Regions from separate parts of the Mus musculus genome. Here all the other regions are linked to region 1. A link is a loop called in an ENCODE intact Hi-C map of the cell type or tissue named here. Cell type or tissue: left cerebral cortex. All regions are shown on one strand. Each heading gives the region's core, and the rest is flanking DNA. Links, peaks and the distances in the headings are about the cores only.

The links. Peaks named below come from ENCODE experiments on the same cell type or tissue, not always from the same donor. Only the 100,000 strongest peaks of a DNase experiment are listed, where the experiment ranks them.
Region 2: a loop joins it to region 1, with 3 times the contacts of the local background. A loop is called at or near these places in 6 of 42 quality-filtered maps.
Region 3: it touches region 1 in a loop (3-fold over the local background); 6 of 42 quality-filtered maps call a loop at or near these places.

Annotation. Positions count from the first base shown.
Region 1 is chr9:24,692,796-24,697,795 of GRCm38, reverse strand. It overlaps Dpy19l2 (dpy-19-like 2 (C. elegans)), which reads left to right and starts at 1,503. Exons shown (of 22, transcript NM_001166207.1): 1 at 1,503-2,014. The coding sequence starts at 1,633. In left cerebral cortex, for the core only: a CTCF peak has its summit at 2,123; DNase peaks (open chromatin) are centred at 1,572 and 2,104; H3K4me3 peaks cover 831 bases.
Region 2 is chr9:24,542,364-24,547,990 of GRCm38, reverse strand. No RefSeq gene overlaps it. Among named protein-coding and RNA genes, the nearest start is that of Dpy19l1, 42 kb to the right of the region's middle. In left cerebral cortex, for the core only: no CTCF peak of the experiment used is centred there; no DNase peak of the experiment used is centred there.
Region 3 is chr9:24,535,695-24,541,321 of GRCm38, reverse strand. No RefSeq gene overlaps it. Among named protein-coding and RNA genes, the nearest start is that of Dpy19l1, 35 kb to the right of the region's middle. In left cerebral cortex, for the core only: a CTCF peak has its summit at 2,960 (motif pointing left); a DNase peak (open chromatin) is centred at 2,996.

The sequences.
Region 1 (5,000 bases), core at 1-5,000:
TGAAATTTCTAACTCTATGTAGTAGATAGTAATACCTGATTTCTTCTACTATCTCTCTTTCAATACTAGAGGCAATTCATCGGAATAGGTAACATTCTTATAAAATTCCAAGCCCAGGGTGGGCTGAAGGGCTGCCTAGGACATTGGTGAAAGCCAGGAAGCAAAGTTTAATCTAACTTAAGGTATCTGACAAATCATTGCTTGGAGACACCTATAATAAAACAATACTGAAAGAAAGTGCACTGTCCATGCACTGACTAACGCAAGGACAAGTTTGGAGCATTCATGCTATGGGATGCCAAGACTCCAGGAGACTAAGTTTCTGTGAAACTTTTTGCCCCAGGGCTGCGTCCATGCTTTTGGGCTTGCCACACAGACTTCACTGGAGTGGGTGTGGCAGTAATCCCCATGCTTCCTTGATTGCTACAAAATACAGAATTAAAATGCTTACACTAAAGATAAGATTTCCATTTAGACACTGTGTATTCATTTAAGAATAGAGTTCTGCCAAGTGAATATGGTGCCAAAACTTATAATCCTAGGATAGAGAGGCTGAGAAAGGAAGGAGTTTGAGATCAATCTGGACTACAGAGTTAAGATGTCTCAATTGTACATTTTGTGTGTGTGTGTGTTTGCCAAACACCAATACCATGTATTTTAAACTCAAAGATGGGCAAACAAAATGTACAACCTGTTCAAAATGTGAGCAAAGCACCCTATTTGTGGTCTTCTGTTTCGTATGCACTGAAGAATAAAACATCTTAAACAGCAAACAGTGCCAGGAATGCAGAAATGCCGCTTGAGAAAAATCTTACAAAACAACAAATTGATAGCAACAGCACTTACTTGTTTCACATGTGTTTATTTAGATCAGGGAGCAGATGAATAGAACTTCCAGTGAGCTCTCAAATAATGCGGACTAGAAAAACGGGCCAGGAGTAGAAGGCAGAAGAAACGGCTGGACAAACCATGGGGAGGCATGGATTTGTGGAGGGTGAGGGAGGAAGGGAAGGGCAGGAAGGGGGGCGGGGTTCCTGATGTGGGTCTCACTTGCAACAACGGGAAGATCTGTGTTCAGAGATAGGCAAGGTAGGCAAGGCGATTGTGGGTGTTAGGGAGCTCAAGAAGTCCTAAACCAAAATGGGGTTTACTGCAGCCAAACAGACTGACATAAGACCTGGAACGTGGTGGTGGCCTTTATAGTCCTCTATAGAGAATGCAAGGTCAGGACTGGCTTTCTTTGGTTCAGGGCGGCTTCTTGTTTAGGAGTTGTTGAACACTCTGAGCTCAACCGTCCTTCTGGCCAGAAACTGAGCGATTTTGTTAGAACAATGTTACTTAACCAAAGAGCTCTGTCCTGTAGGGGAAAACCTAGGCGAACTCCAACGCCCAGACCCTGGGGAAGGCTACACCTCTTGCAAGTCCTGCTCAGGGGCGCGCGGGCTGGGCTGCACGTGGACAGCGCAAGATTGCCTAGACTGCACGCTCGCCATCCTTGTTTCACGGTCGCCATGACGACGAGGCTGCCCGCAACGGTGGCTGGTCGTTGAGGCTGCCTGGTGGTGTGTCCGCCCCCCGGACATTGCCCAGCGGTGATCCAGCTCCATCCACCTGATCACGGGCTATGAGAAGATGGTGGGGCCGACAAGGAGTAAGCTCAGGGAAGGGAGCTCCGACAGGCCACAATCCTCCTGCACGGGGCAGGCGAGGAGGAGGTGGAGCGCAGCGACCATGGAGCCCCAGCAGGAGCGAAGCGCGCCCCAGGAGAGAACGAAGTGGTCGTTGCTGCAGCATTTCCTCCTAGGCGGCAGGAAACTGCCCTCGGGTGCTCGCAACTACGCGGCGCGGAGGATCCAAAGTCTGAACGCACAAAATTACTTTCAGCTGGAAGAGGTCGCCAAGCTCCTTCTTCTTAACCGCTTCCAATTCCTCTTCACTCTCCTGGACCACTTTCGCGAAAAGGTGCAGGCACTGCAGATGCATCGGTTCTCCCACAGGACCCTCTTTGGCCTAGGTGAGCCGAGTCTGCTCAGTGTTCCAGCCGAGGCTGTGCAGGGTTTTTCTCCCAGCGTAGAGACTTGAAGGGTTTGTTTGGGTCTTGGAGATTTGGTCCACTAGTGTTTGGATTGTTGGATGAGTTGGTGGCGAGATCTGAGAATTGCATGCCAGGAATTCTCAGACTTCTAGTTCTTGTTTTAAACTTTTTTTTTTTTTTTTTTTTTTTTTTTTTTTTTTTGCGAGATTTTCCAACTTAGTGGTCACCTACACGCCAACAAAAAGTTATCCTAATCAGAGCGTAGAAGAGGTTGTCTACTATCTGGATGGAATTAGGTTTCTTCGTTTTTTGAAATAAAAGGTCCTTAGCTGAGATCACCAATAGTGGAGGAAGGAGGAGGGTAGATATGTTAAACCTGCTGACAGGCACTTATTTCCATCCTGCTGAGCAACTCAGGGTGGGGGAGGGGGCTTCGCACTTCTTCCATTTATTCCTCTAATTTTCTGTAGCTTTCTACTGTAACTCAAATATTGCTGTTGTCTGGTATTTGAGCCTAGCTGCTGATATAAACACTTCAATTCAAGTTGTTGTCACCTCCTCCCATCCTGACCTATTTGAATGCTGATGTAAAAATAAGATGAGTTGCCACATTGAAGTGCTAACAGCAGTAATTAAGGAAGAGTTGAAATTCATATTTAGATTTCCATCTGATGTTTATGCCAGCAGACCCACGCCAAGTCCACAATCAACATGGATTGTTTTCCCAAGTCCAAGTTCCAGTGTTCCAAGAGTTACACGCAGGAGTTACCCCTGAGCGGCTAGTGAAATAATAGCTCACATTACTGAGTGAATGTTCAGGAGAGACAGTTAATACTTTAGAGTGGATGTAAGATGCTGTATCAGAGAGGACTTTTAGAAAAGGATAGAACCTGAGTTTTAGGAAAGGGCTAGTGTTTGGATGTGTGGGGCTGTTAAGTGGGGGATGTGTGTGTGATGCTTACAGAAGGGCAGGATCCAGGTCCTAACAGTAAGACAGCATGGTGTAAGAACAAAGTCTAGTAGAAGGAGGAGGCTGTGGGGAGCAGTCCAGCTCAGAACTGGGTGTGAGGGATTTGAACTCATTCCGTGTGAAGGCATGGATTCTTTTCTTTCTTTTTAAATTACGTTTTAATCCTAGATTTTAATAAAATCACATCATTTCTATCCTCCCCTTCTTCTTCCCTCACCCTCTCATGCATTTCCCTTACTCTCCTCCTTCTTTAAATGTTACACACACACTGATACCTAAGTCCATAAATACAACCTTCTCAGTCCATATAATGTTACTTGGATGCATATGTTTTCAGAGCTAACCATTTGATACCAGATAACCAGGTGGTGTGCTATTCCCTGGGAAGGCTGTTCTCTTTGAAACTTTTTAATGAGCTACTATAACATAAAATGTGCACTTTATATAAAAATAGCATTATATATATATATATATATATATATATATATATATATTTAAGACATGATTTGTTCACGTTAATGAGAACCGTCCATGGCACTTGGTAGCTAAGTGATGTTGGCAATGAGTCTTTCAACCTTGGAAGGCTGCTTGATCAGAGTGTGCGTTTGAGAGTGTGAGGGTTGAAGTGTCTACTGTGGACTGGAGATGGGCTGAGAAAGAATAGATGGATAATTCGTACTAGGAGCAGGCTTCCACGCTCTCAATGACAGTGGCACGGGAATGGGTAGAAGACACTGATGAAGAGGGCAGCCAGGGAGACTGAGGAGGAGCAGCAGAGGCAGGAAGGGAGTGGGGATTGTGGATTGAGCATCATTCACTTCTAAGCGAAAGCAGAAGCATTGGACTGCAAGGAGAGATTCCCAAGCTAAGCACCACTAAACAGAAAGGAAAAAGGAAGATATCAGATACTTAAAAGTGGGCAACTTTTTAAGGTTAACTTGAATAGACAAGTGGGAAAGGAAAGCTGAGCTATACATAAATAGACCTTGGGTGGGAGGTGGTCCAGAAGGTGATGAGAGACAGCAACAGGTTTTGAGGATCTTTAGAATGATAGATGGATTGGTCACAGATTTGGCTGTGTGTGCGTGTGCACTTGCTCATGCACGTGACTATGGGGTATGCACACTACTCAGCCAGGCTGTGATTTTCTGTCACTCTCTATCTCACTTGCTTGAGATAGGTTCCCCAATGAAATATAATCATTCTGTCTAGGTTAACTGACCAGCAACCTTTCAGAATCTGCTTGTCATGGCCTCCTAAACTTGGTTTATAGAATATGTAGCCACACCTGGCTTTGTCACATGGGTCCGGGGGATCTGAACTTAGGTCCTCAGGCTTGCAGGACTCTGTCATACCCTCAAGCCATTTCCTCCATCTTTTTATTTTAAAATGTAGTTTTAAATATTTCCCAGTATATATCAAGACTGGGGAAGAAGAAATAGATATAGTCAAATAGAACAACCTCTGTCATTATTGTATAAACTTCATCTCAGAACAGTTTTGTTCAGGTGAGGGTTTCATTTCAGAGTGGTGCAGAGGGCATTTGCATTTGGTTTCTGTGAGGGATGGCGTAGTCTCTATTGATCATCGTTTTTATAACCTTTCTAAAATATAAAGAACATTTTTAGTTTGAGGATATTACAAAAAAACAGATCATAGGTTATACTTTGCCCATGCTGATTTAAGCAAATCTGAGAGGAATTTAAGATGAGCCCAGCATATCCCAGTTATATAGGCAAAGAGGAGTTGTGTTAGGGATTTCAACATGACAATTTTATGTTTCTGCATTGGGTTGTTTTGCATTTATTCTGTTAGCCCAGATGAATAGCTTTTTTTAAAAGGTATTTTAGGAAGGTTGTATTGAAGTATCTTGTCAAGTGATCTTGGGGCAGCCATAGGGTAAGACTTTGAGTCCTACTACAAAGTCTCTGTGGGAGTTCTGCAATAGCTGAGTGAGGTAACCTTTCCATGACAGCAAGGACAGGATCAAAATCA
Region 2 (5,627 bases), core at 628-5,627, 150 kb after region 1:
AATGATATGAAAATAAAAACACAAATAATGAACATACAAAAATGTGGATACCATGTAAAGATCAAACCTTCAAATCACAGGCATATTTGAGGAAAAAGAATGCCAACTCAATGACATGGATCAGATATTCAACAAGGTCACAGAAGAAAACTTCCTAAAAGTAAGGAAAAGCATGCCCATACACATACAAGAAGCACACAGGAAACCAAACAGACCAGACTAGAAAGAAAACCCCCACAACATATCATAGTTTAAAACACTAAGTATATATAACACTAAGTATAATATATATATATTAAAGGACACAGACACACACACACACAAAATCCACAAGTAACATTATGAAGGGAAAACCACCAGCATAACAGCTGATCTTTTATCAATGGAAAATTTGAACTCTAGAAGAGCCTGGAACAAATAAATACATTTTAAATAAAAAAATACAATGACAACTAATTTAGACTAATATGCCCTGCAAAACTATCTGCCATAATTGAAAGAGAAGGAAAAATTTAGCATGATTTAAACAGTCTAAAAATGTTACATACAATACCAAACCAAAACACCTAAAAAAATACACAAAGCAATATTTTACACTTAAAAGAGGAGTGAGCACAGACAAGATTTTTGGAAAGAAATATCAAGACCTAATTATTAAGGCACAAAATGACACTAAGAAAACAAAAAATGATGCCAAATTTAACAACATGTTTGAAGTTTACACACACATTTAAACCTTACCCTTAAGTATAAATGGCTTCAATTGTCTAATCAAAAGACAAAGACTGACTGATTTGATCAAGAAACAAAAATGCATATTATCTGTTGCCTCCAAGAAACACTGTTTCGTTTAAAGATAGGTACCATGGTAGAGTAAACGGATAAATGAAAGTACTCCAATCAAATGGGACCAGGAAGATATCAGGTGTCATTATCCTAGAAGCTGACAAAATAGAAATCATACTAAATTAATTCTAATCAAAAGATCAGTCACCCAAGAAGATATTACTTTCCTAAAAAATATATAAACTAAACTTTGGTGCATGAAGTGTCACTAAAAAGTGTATTATTGCATTATTAGATTTAAAGACATAGATTAGTATCAACACATTAATACAAGGTGATTGTCATATTCCACTTTCTCCAAAAGACGGGTCATCTGAACAAAAAATAAATAGAGAAACATCAGAATAATTTGATGCCATACATCAAAATGAATCTAAAAGATTCCCTATAGAATCAAACACCAAATGATACACGTTCTACTCAGCAGCACATACATACTGTGACTCAAAATCCAAATCATTTCAAATTTGAAAAGATTGAAACAACTCTGATTTTCTGACTACAGTTCAATAAAATGTAAAATCAACAGCAAACTAATCTAGCAAATACAGAAACTCTCGGAGATTAAACAACTCATGGTTCACTGATGAATGAGTAGAAGAAATAAAAAGATAAAAATTTACTCAAGACAAAAGAAAATTACAACAAGATGACAAAACCTTTGTATACATTGATAGCAGTTGTATGAAAGAAATTAAGAAATTTATAGTATAAGTGTCTACATAAACAAATAAACAAAAAGAAAAGGCCAAATAAATTACTTAATGTTGTAACTCAAAATCTGGAAAAATAAGAACAAGCAAAATCTAAACCCAGTCAGCAAACAGAGCAGAAATTAAGTAAAAATAAACAAAACAATACAAAGAATCATTGAATAAAATGGCTTTAATGAAATTGGCAGACCCTTTGCCAAACTAACCAAAAAAAAAAAAAAAAAAAAAAAGAGAGGGCTCCAAATAATAGAATAAGAACAGTCACCAAAGGAACTCAGAATATCAGAGTTTAATAAATTGTACTCCATTAAGCTATTAAAACTAAAAGAAATGGATAAATATATAGGTTCAATTAAAGACCAAAAATAAGCCAAGGAGAAGTCAACAACCTAAATAGACCCATAATAATATTATTATGGAATAATAATAATTTTAAAACCATCCAGCATTAAAAAAAGTTCAGGAGAAGATAAATTTACAGCAGAATTCTACCAGATTTTAAGAGATATAAAGCCAGTCATTTTTTTCTTTTTTAATATTTTTTATTAGGTATTTTCCTCATTTACATTTCCAATGCTATCCCAAAGTCCCCCATATCCCCCCACTCCCCTACCCACCCACTCCCACTTTTTGGCCCTGGCGTTCCCCTGTACTAAGGCATATAAAGTTTGCAAGTCCAATGGGCCTCTCTTTCCACTGATGGCCGACTAGGCCATCTTTTGATACATATGCAGCTAGAGACAAGAACTCTGGAGTACTGGTTAGTTCATAATGTTGTTCCACTTATAGGGTTGCAGATCCCTTTAACTCCTTGGGTACTTTCTCTAGCTCCTCCATTGGGGGCCCTGTGATCCATCCAATAGCTGACTGTGAGCATCCACTCTAGTGTTTGCTAGGCCCTGGCATAGTCTCACAAGAGACAGCTATGTCAGGGACCTTTCAGCAAAATCTTGCTAGTGTATGCAATGGTGTCAGCGTTTGGAGACTGATTATGGGATGGATCCCTGGATATGGCAGTCTCTAGATGGTCCATCCTTTTGTCTCTGCTCCAAACTTTGTCTCTGTAACTCCTTCCATGGGTGGTTATTTCCAATTCTAAGAAGGAGCAAAGTGTCCACACTTTGGTCTTCGTTCTTCTTCAGTTTCATGTGTTTCACAAATTGTCTCTTTTATCTCGGGTATACTAAGTTTCTGGGCTAATATCCACTTATCAGTGAGTACATATCATTGGAGTTTTATTGTGATTGTGTTACCTCACTTAGGATGATGCCCTCCAGGTCCAACCATTTGCCTAGGAATTTCATAAATTCATTCTTTTTAATAGCTGAGTAGTACTCCATTGTGTAAATGTTCTACATTTTCTGTATCCATTCCTCTGTTGAGGGACATCTGAGTTCTTTCCAGCTTCTGGCTATTATAAATAAGGCTGCTATGAACATAGTGGAGCATGTGTCCTTCTTACCGGTTGGGACATCTTCTGGATATATGCCCAGGAGAGGTATTGCGGGATCCTCCAGTAGTACTATGTCCAATTTTCTGAGGAACCGCCAGACTGATTTCCAGTGTGGTTGTACAAGCTTGCAGTCCCACCAACAATGGAGGAGTATTCCTCTTTCTCCACATCCTCACCAGCATCTGCTGTTACCTGAATTTTTGATCTTAGCCATTCTGACTAGTGTGAGATGGAATCTCAGTGTTGTTTTGATTTGCATTTCTCTGATGATTAAGGATGCTGAGCATTTTTTTTTCAGGTGTTTCTCAGCCATTCGGTATTCCTCAGGTGAGAATTCTTTGTTTAGCTCTGAGCCCCATTTTTAATGGGGTTATTTGATTTTCTGGATTACACCTTCTTGAGTTCTTTATATATATTGGATATTAGTCCCCTATCTGATTTAGGATAGGTAAAGATCCTTTCCAAATCTGTTGGTGGCCTTTTTAAGCAGAATATACTTACATGGTCTGAAACACCACAGATTTTAGATGTCAGAAATTTCAAAATAATTGTTCCACACCACCAAAAACAGCCTTGGATTAGCTAGAAAATAAATAGGATATGACTCAGTTAAAAATATTCAATGCTATGGGTAGAAGAGCACGACTAAATCATGTGAGATGCACCAGTGTGCTGGGAAGAGGGAATGGCAAGACAAGGAAAGCCCTTTACAGTTCTGTTCATTAGCAAGGAATTAAATTTGATAACACCGTGACACTGTTATACCTAAAACATCAGAGTACTACATATCCTAAATCTAAAAATAATTCTAAAAAAACCAAACCAAACAAAAAAACTTCCCTTTAGTCTCTTTGAAGATATAGACAATTTTATTCCTAAACATTATCCTCAGCTAACTTGAGACCCATGCTATGTGAGAGAGCCAATCCCTGACATTGCTAAAAATATTCTGCTATGCTTGCAGAGAGGAGCCTAGCATAATTGTCTCCTGAGAGGCTTCATCCAGCAGCTGATGGAAACTGGTGCAGAGTCCCACAGCCAAACATCAGGAGAAACTAGAGAAGTCTTGTGGAAGAGTAGGGTTAGGATCGAAGTAGATGGAGTGGTCAAGGACACCACAAGAAGACCTACAGTGTCAAATAACTCTAGGGGCTCACAGAGACTGAACCACCAACCAACAAGCATGCAGGGGTTGGACCTATGGCTCCTACATATTGTAGCAGATGTGTAGTTTTTTCTTCATATGGGTCCCCAAACAATTGGAGCAGAGGCTGTCTCACACTTAGTTGCTTGCCATTAGACCCCTTCCCCCTAACTGGACTGCCTGAGTGGATCTCAGTAGGAGAGGATGTACTTAGTCCTGCAGCAACTTAATGGGTGGGTGGTGCCCAAAGGGGACTTCACCTTCTTTGAGGAGAAGGGTACAGAGTAATGGTGGGGGAGGGACTTATGAGAGTGGGACTGGGAGGAGAAGAGGGAGAAGAGTGCTGTGACCTGGATATAAAGTGAATAAAGAAAGAAATTAATGAAAAAGAAAATCAATTAGGAAACAATTTACCCAAGAATTGAAGTTAACAACTGACAAGAGGAGACCATAAAACAAACACTTCTGCAAAGAATAGAAACTTTGTCTGATATATATCAAACAGAGTTTGAAAGAGGATTAATATTTAGAATATACAAAGAATGAGAGAGAGACAGACAGAGAGAGAGACAGAGAGAGAGAGAGAGAGTCATTAGAAAAATGAGCCTAGGATCTGAATAGATAATTCTCAAAAGAAGAAAGATGTGTTTAAGAAATGTCTTCTCCCCAAAATCATCAACCCTAGTAATTGGTGAAATGGAAATCAAAACAACTTTGATATTTCATGTTACCCCAGCCGGAATGGCAAAGATCAACAAAACAACTGACAACAAATGCTGGGGGACTAACAGTGGTATTGCAAATCGGTGCAGCCACAGAAATCCATTTGGGGAATTCTCATAAAGCTGAAAATGTAACTATGCGCCCAAAGAACTCAGCACCCTACTTCACAGATACTTGCTCGGCTGTGTTCATTTATACTCTATTCACAAGAGCTAGGAAATGAAAACAACCTAAATGTCCTTCAACAGAGGAATGGATAACAAAAGTGTGGTACATATGAACTATGGAATATATTCAGCTGTAAAGAAAAATAAAATCATAGAGGCAAACGATCTGGAACAGATCGTGTTGCATGAGGTCACCTCGACTCAGAAACACAAACTCCATGTGTCCTGTTTCATTTGAGGCTCCCATCTCCATATCTTCAGATGTGATGACACAGCCTGTATTAACTATAAAACTCAGGAAAGTAAAACAAGACTATTGCTAGAATAGGTGTTTGGGAAGCAAAAAAGAGGGTAGTGACTGGTGACAAGTGATCTGATAAGGGAGATGGTGAAGAGAGGACTCTAGGAAGTGGGTAGGAAGTAAAACAAAAAGAAGCAAGATAAAGTAACAATAAGGATGCCTGAATATCCACAGGGAATCATACTATTAGCTATCAAAACATCGGTAATATGCATAGTCCTGTATATAAATACACATATATAGCTTTAATGAGCTTTTTTCTCTTTCTGACTGGGCTCCT
Region 3 (5,627 bases), core at 628-5,627, 160 kb after region 1:
TTGAGATGCAGAACCCAGAGATCCCTGAGCTGGAACTGACCTGAGTTCCCCTTCCCTGAGGAGGGAGGCAACCAACAGTCCTATTCAGTTATGATGCCTAAACTACATCAACATGCAGCATGGCGCAAGAACTCCAAGAGTACAAGAAGTGACACACATACCTTGGGAGTAATCAACAGATTTATAATTGTACCTAACACCTTATCAGCAAGAGGGAAACCATACCTGGTTCTGGAACTCTAGCTCACTACTCAGTGCTAGTGAACCCATGGTTATCGGGGAAGAATCTACAACCATCATTTTATCAAAACAGCACAGTTTCTAATAACAATCCAGAAACATTTGTCCTTATGCCCACAAATAAGTGTGGTCTTTACCCCTCATCCGGGAAGGAAACTTATCTTTGCAATAAAGAGAGACCACTGACAGAAAAACCACAACCAATCAAAATGGATACATCTACAAAACATTCCTGTAATTACTCAGTGAACATCACAAGACAGGAGGTATGTAAAGATAACCTCTCGTGCACCGTGTAAAGATGCTTTTTGTATTATTCAAATGCTGATTTCTCCGTTCCAATATCTGATTGAAATCCATACATGGCATTGTAATGATTATTCTAAGAATCTCAATGTTGGGTAAATATTGTTCACAACTTATTTTCTGGTTTGTCATTAAGAGCTGATCAACCAATGGCTGAGCAGAAGAAAGAATAAGGCTGGACTTCTGATCCCAGGAAGGGGATGGGGAAAGAATCGAGGATTCACCTTGAGAAAAAGATCCAGGAGACACCCTAGAAACACACCTTGGGGAGAGAACTAGATCAATACTAAAATGCAAATATCTCAGTGTCTGTGGCTGAGAAGTAGCTAGATTATCTCAGAGGATTGGAATAGATTAATAACTGCTCAGTTATTGTGCTGTAAAACTAGTTAAATAAATATAAAGAGTCTCTGTCTCATTTATTTAGGAGCTAACTGGGATAAAGAAAAAATATTACTTTTTAAATTGTTCTGACAGAGGTGGAATGATTTTAAGAGCTGGAGGATCAGGGAGTTTGCTGTGTGATTGTGTCATTTAGTAATGACAGAGCCTGCACCCATGACATCTCACCAGCATTACTATCCAATCTTGAATGAGCAAGTACAATACCAATGGGTATGCCAAAGTGAACAAGGAAAATCGCAGGAGGCCGCCCGCAACCCTACACAAAGCACTATAGGAGATCCAGAAAAGCTAGGAGCAGGAGAGGTCGTCTTCCCCTGGGAAGAGCACAACAGTTGGTTGTCCAGTGCCTGAAGGTGAGCTCTGAAAACATACATTCAAGTAAAATTATACAGACTGCATAGGTTATATTTAGAAATGTATATGTATAAATATTTATGCTTGAAGTACAATTGATGAAAAGAGTGACTATGAATTTGAAGGACCTCACATGAGAGAAATCTTTCTGACGTATAGAATCCCTTGTCAGGAGGGGATACCTTACACTTAAGAGATGTCCTTCCTAAGTATATGGAGGGCAGGGTTGGAGGTAGGAAAGGGAAGAGAGAAATATTCTAAAATAAATTTAAAAATTGCATTGGAGAAAGACAGCCTTATCAACAAATGGAGCTGGAGGAAGAGGATATTCCCATGTAGCATAATGGAAATATAAAATAATAAAATAAATAATAAAACCAGATCTTAATCTCACTTCTTCCACCAAAGTTAACTCTAGATGAACCAAGGACCTTAACGTAAGACTGCAAACTCCAAAGCTCATGGTAGGAACAGGGAGAATACTTTGAGATCTGGGCTCAATGAAGAAGGTTTAGAATAAGATTCTGTTTTGTTTGTGATGATGAAAAAGCTTCCATACTGTAAGGAGACAAGAGAATGGAAAGCCGAGGGATGAGGAGACTGCTCTTACCAGATGCTCCTCTGCCTAAGAATGTCTCGAGTGCAAAAGGGATTCAAAAACCAAATGGTCTAATGAAATGAACCCAAATTTCTCAAAAGATAAACTATTAATGAGCAGTAAACATGAAAACATGCTTATTTTCAGTAGCCATCGGGGAAAGGCAAACTTACCTTCCACTGCGATTCCATCTCAAGCATTTCGGATGGAACGTGACCGTGAGCATCCATTGTAAGCATTACTGTGGAGGGTCCTCAGAAAACTAAAACTAGATATACTGTGCGCCTCAACCTTTTACCTCCTGAGTGTTTAGCAAGGATGTTTAAATCAGCACATCACAGAGATACTTGTGCATCAAATGTTTATTACATCAGTATTCAAAATAGTTATCATGGAGTAACTTTGGTACTTGTCAACAGAAGAATCGGTAAAGAAAATATACCTATGTGTTGGTGAATATGGATGTGAACGTACTATCATTTTGACTCATAGCCTTAAGATTTCCACCATTCAAACTTTCCTCCTCCTCTGACATTAGACCTGTCACCCCTTCCTAGGTTTACATTTTCACCAACTCTAGTTTTCCATGAATTTCTCTGGTACCCAGATGCGATGCCACTTGGGCATTGCTCATTTTACACCCTTGCTGGTTTATGACCTCACATGAGAGAAATCTTTCTGAGGTATAGAATCCCTTGTCAGGAGGGATACCTTACACTTAAGAGATGCCCTTCCTAAGTGAAGAAAAGGCCCCTGGGAACAGCAGAGACTGAGCACTCAAACAGGACACAGCATTGTATACACTTTGAGGACAAGTTAAATACTGGTGTTGAAATTAGCTAACTGGAAATATTTAAATAAGCATTAGCTGTATTGTCTTTGCATATTGTGAAAACCAAACAAAATCACAGTTCAAATGATAGCTGTAGTTTATCCTCTGTATTTAAGTGATTTACTACATTATAAAAGCTAGCTTTATATCTTTAAAAATAAGTAGAAAGGAATAGATACCTCAAAAGAATTTGTAATGCACAAAATAGCCTTTTATATCTCATTAGTGCCATCTTCTGGCTGTGAACTATATAACGTTTGCCATGGATTTATGAAAAATATTAAGATACCATTTCTATACATTTTACTAGAACTCAAAACCATGAATATTCTTTCTCCACCTGTGAGATTGCAGTGGCTAGCAGCAACACTGGCTCTTCTGCCCCTCACCTCTCTCTTTCCAGAGTTTCCTCGCTCAATCTTCCCCACTACTACCAGTGAGAATTTAAACTGGTTCATCCACATAGGAAGTAAGCGTTGCTACAAACAGCAAAGTAAAAGTAAACTACCATGTGCCAGCTGTACCACTCCTGTCTGTGTACACCAAGCACTGTAAGCCCTATCAGAGAGATGCTCGCACACCTTAATCCTGCTATCTATGGCAAGGATGGGGTATGCAGCCTAAGGGAAGGAGTGAAGGTTGCTGACTACAGTTGTCTGGCCTGCCCACTGCTAGATTCCATTCCATCCGCATGGTCTTCAGGCTAAGTAGACCTTTGTATGACTTGCTCAGTGAGAGCAGGAAACATAATTACAAGATCCATGTTGGGGCCTTTGTCTGATCCTGCCCAGCTTTCCTACCTCTGCCACTGTGCTGACCACAGCCTCTGCTAAACATGCAGTGACTTTCTCTGGGTGTTGCTTTCCTTCTACAATACTCTCCAGGAAAACAAAAAGGCTTCAACTTCAGAATATTTTTCCCAGTGTCATTTGCTTGTTTTAGAGGGTTTAAATATATAGACTCATGTACATATGAGATTATATCCTTTGTAAAACACCCTCATGCATCATGTTTCTTGACATACATACAAACTTTACACATATTCAGTATGCCCAAGCAATCCTCTAAGCTGAGGCCAGGTTATTCTGGATCTTTTCAGAAAGGTAAAAAGCCTTGCCATTACATCCCTTCAAGTGTAAAGTTTCCATGAAGAACCAGAACTGAGCAGAAGAGAGAACATGGGGCTTTAAAATGCTAAGGAAATGATAATTATGCATCTTACAATACTGTATTGATGGTTATTGAAACCAGATCTTCCATGATGAGTAGCTTATCTGCAAAAGCTTATGTCTGTTCTTGCCAATAGCACTGGCAACTCTAGGAGATCTCTAAAGGCCTGTTGCTCTGAAAACTTTGTGACTACTGTGTCACTTGTTGGCATTGGCTTTTTTAAAACAAAATATTCAGGAAGGAGTTTAAAAACAAAATTCAAGAAAAACCCAAACAACCCACTAAAACCATGGTGCACACGTAAGGCACTTACTCTCTATTTCACAGTAATTTCATGGATGCTATTTTATCACTAGAAGTAACCAGAAAAGACTTGGACTCCTACTTGTTTCTTGTGCTACACTTTTGGCCTCTAGAGACCAATTCCAGGAACAGGAAGATGACAAGTACAACTGGTCAGATGTTTGTTCCCTGAAATAAACAGAGAGGTCACCACTGGAGAAAGGCTATTATATTTCATTTGGTAGGGCTACTAAACCAAGTATATGCTCAAGGCTTCTGGAAGATGGACAGAAGAGGCCAGGAAGTCCGTAGCAGTTTTCTCAACGTGGTTTCACATGGGTTTTCCTTGCTCTTTGTCCTAAGAAGCTTTTCATTTTCTTTTTTTTTTCTTTTTTTTTTTTAATTACGTATTTTCTTCAATTACATTTCCAATGCTATCCCAAAAGCCCCCCCCCCCCACTCCCCTACCCACCCATTCCCATTTTTTGGCCCTGGCATTCCCCTGTACTGGGGCATATAACGTTTGCCTGACCACTGGGCCTCTCTTTCCAGTGATGGCAGACTAGGTCATCTTTTGATACATATGCAGCTAGAGTCAAGAGCTCCGGGGTACTGGTTAGTTCATAATGTTGTTCCTCCAATAGGGTTGCAGATCTCTTTAGCTCCTTGGATACTTTCTCTAGCTCCTCCATTTGGGGGCCCTGTGATCCATCCAATAGTTGACTGTGAGCATCCACTTCTGTGTTTGCTAGGCCCCAGCCTAGTCTCACAAGGGACAGCTATATCACCGTCCTTGCAACAAAGGCTTGCTAGTGTATGCAATGGTGTCATCGCTTGGAGGCTAATTATGGGATGGATCCCTGGATATGGCAGTCTCTAGATGGTCCATCCTTTTGTCTCAGCTCCAAACTTTGTAACTCCTTCCATGGGTGATTGTTTCCAATTCTAAGAATGAGCAAAGTGTCCACACTTTGGTCTTCGTTCTTCTTCAGTTTCATATGTTTTACATATTGTACCTTATATCTCGCTATACTAAGTTTCTGGGTTAATATCCACTTAACAGTGAGTACATTTCATTTGAGTTCTTTTGTGATTGGGTTACCTCACTCAGGATGATGCCCTCCAGGTCCAACCATTTGCCTAGGAATTTCGTGAATTCATTCTTTTTAATAGCTGAGTAGTACTCCATTGTGTAAATATACCACATTTTTTTGTATCCATTCCTCTGTTGAGGGACATCTGGGATCTTTCCAGCTTCTGGCTATTATAAATAAGGCTGCTATGGACATAGTGGAGCATGTGTCCTTCTTACCGGTTGGGACATCTTCTGGATATATGCCCAGGAGAGGTATTGCGGGATCCTCTGGTAGTACTATGTCCAATTTTCTGAGGAACCGCCAGACTGATTTCCAGAGTGGTTGTACAATCTTGCAATCACAC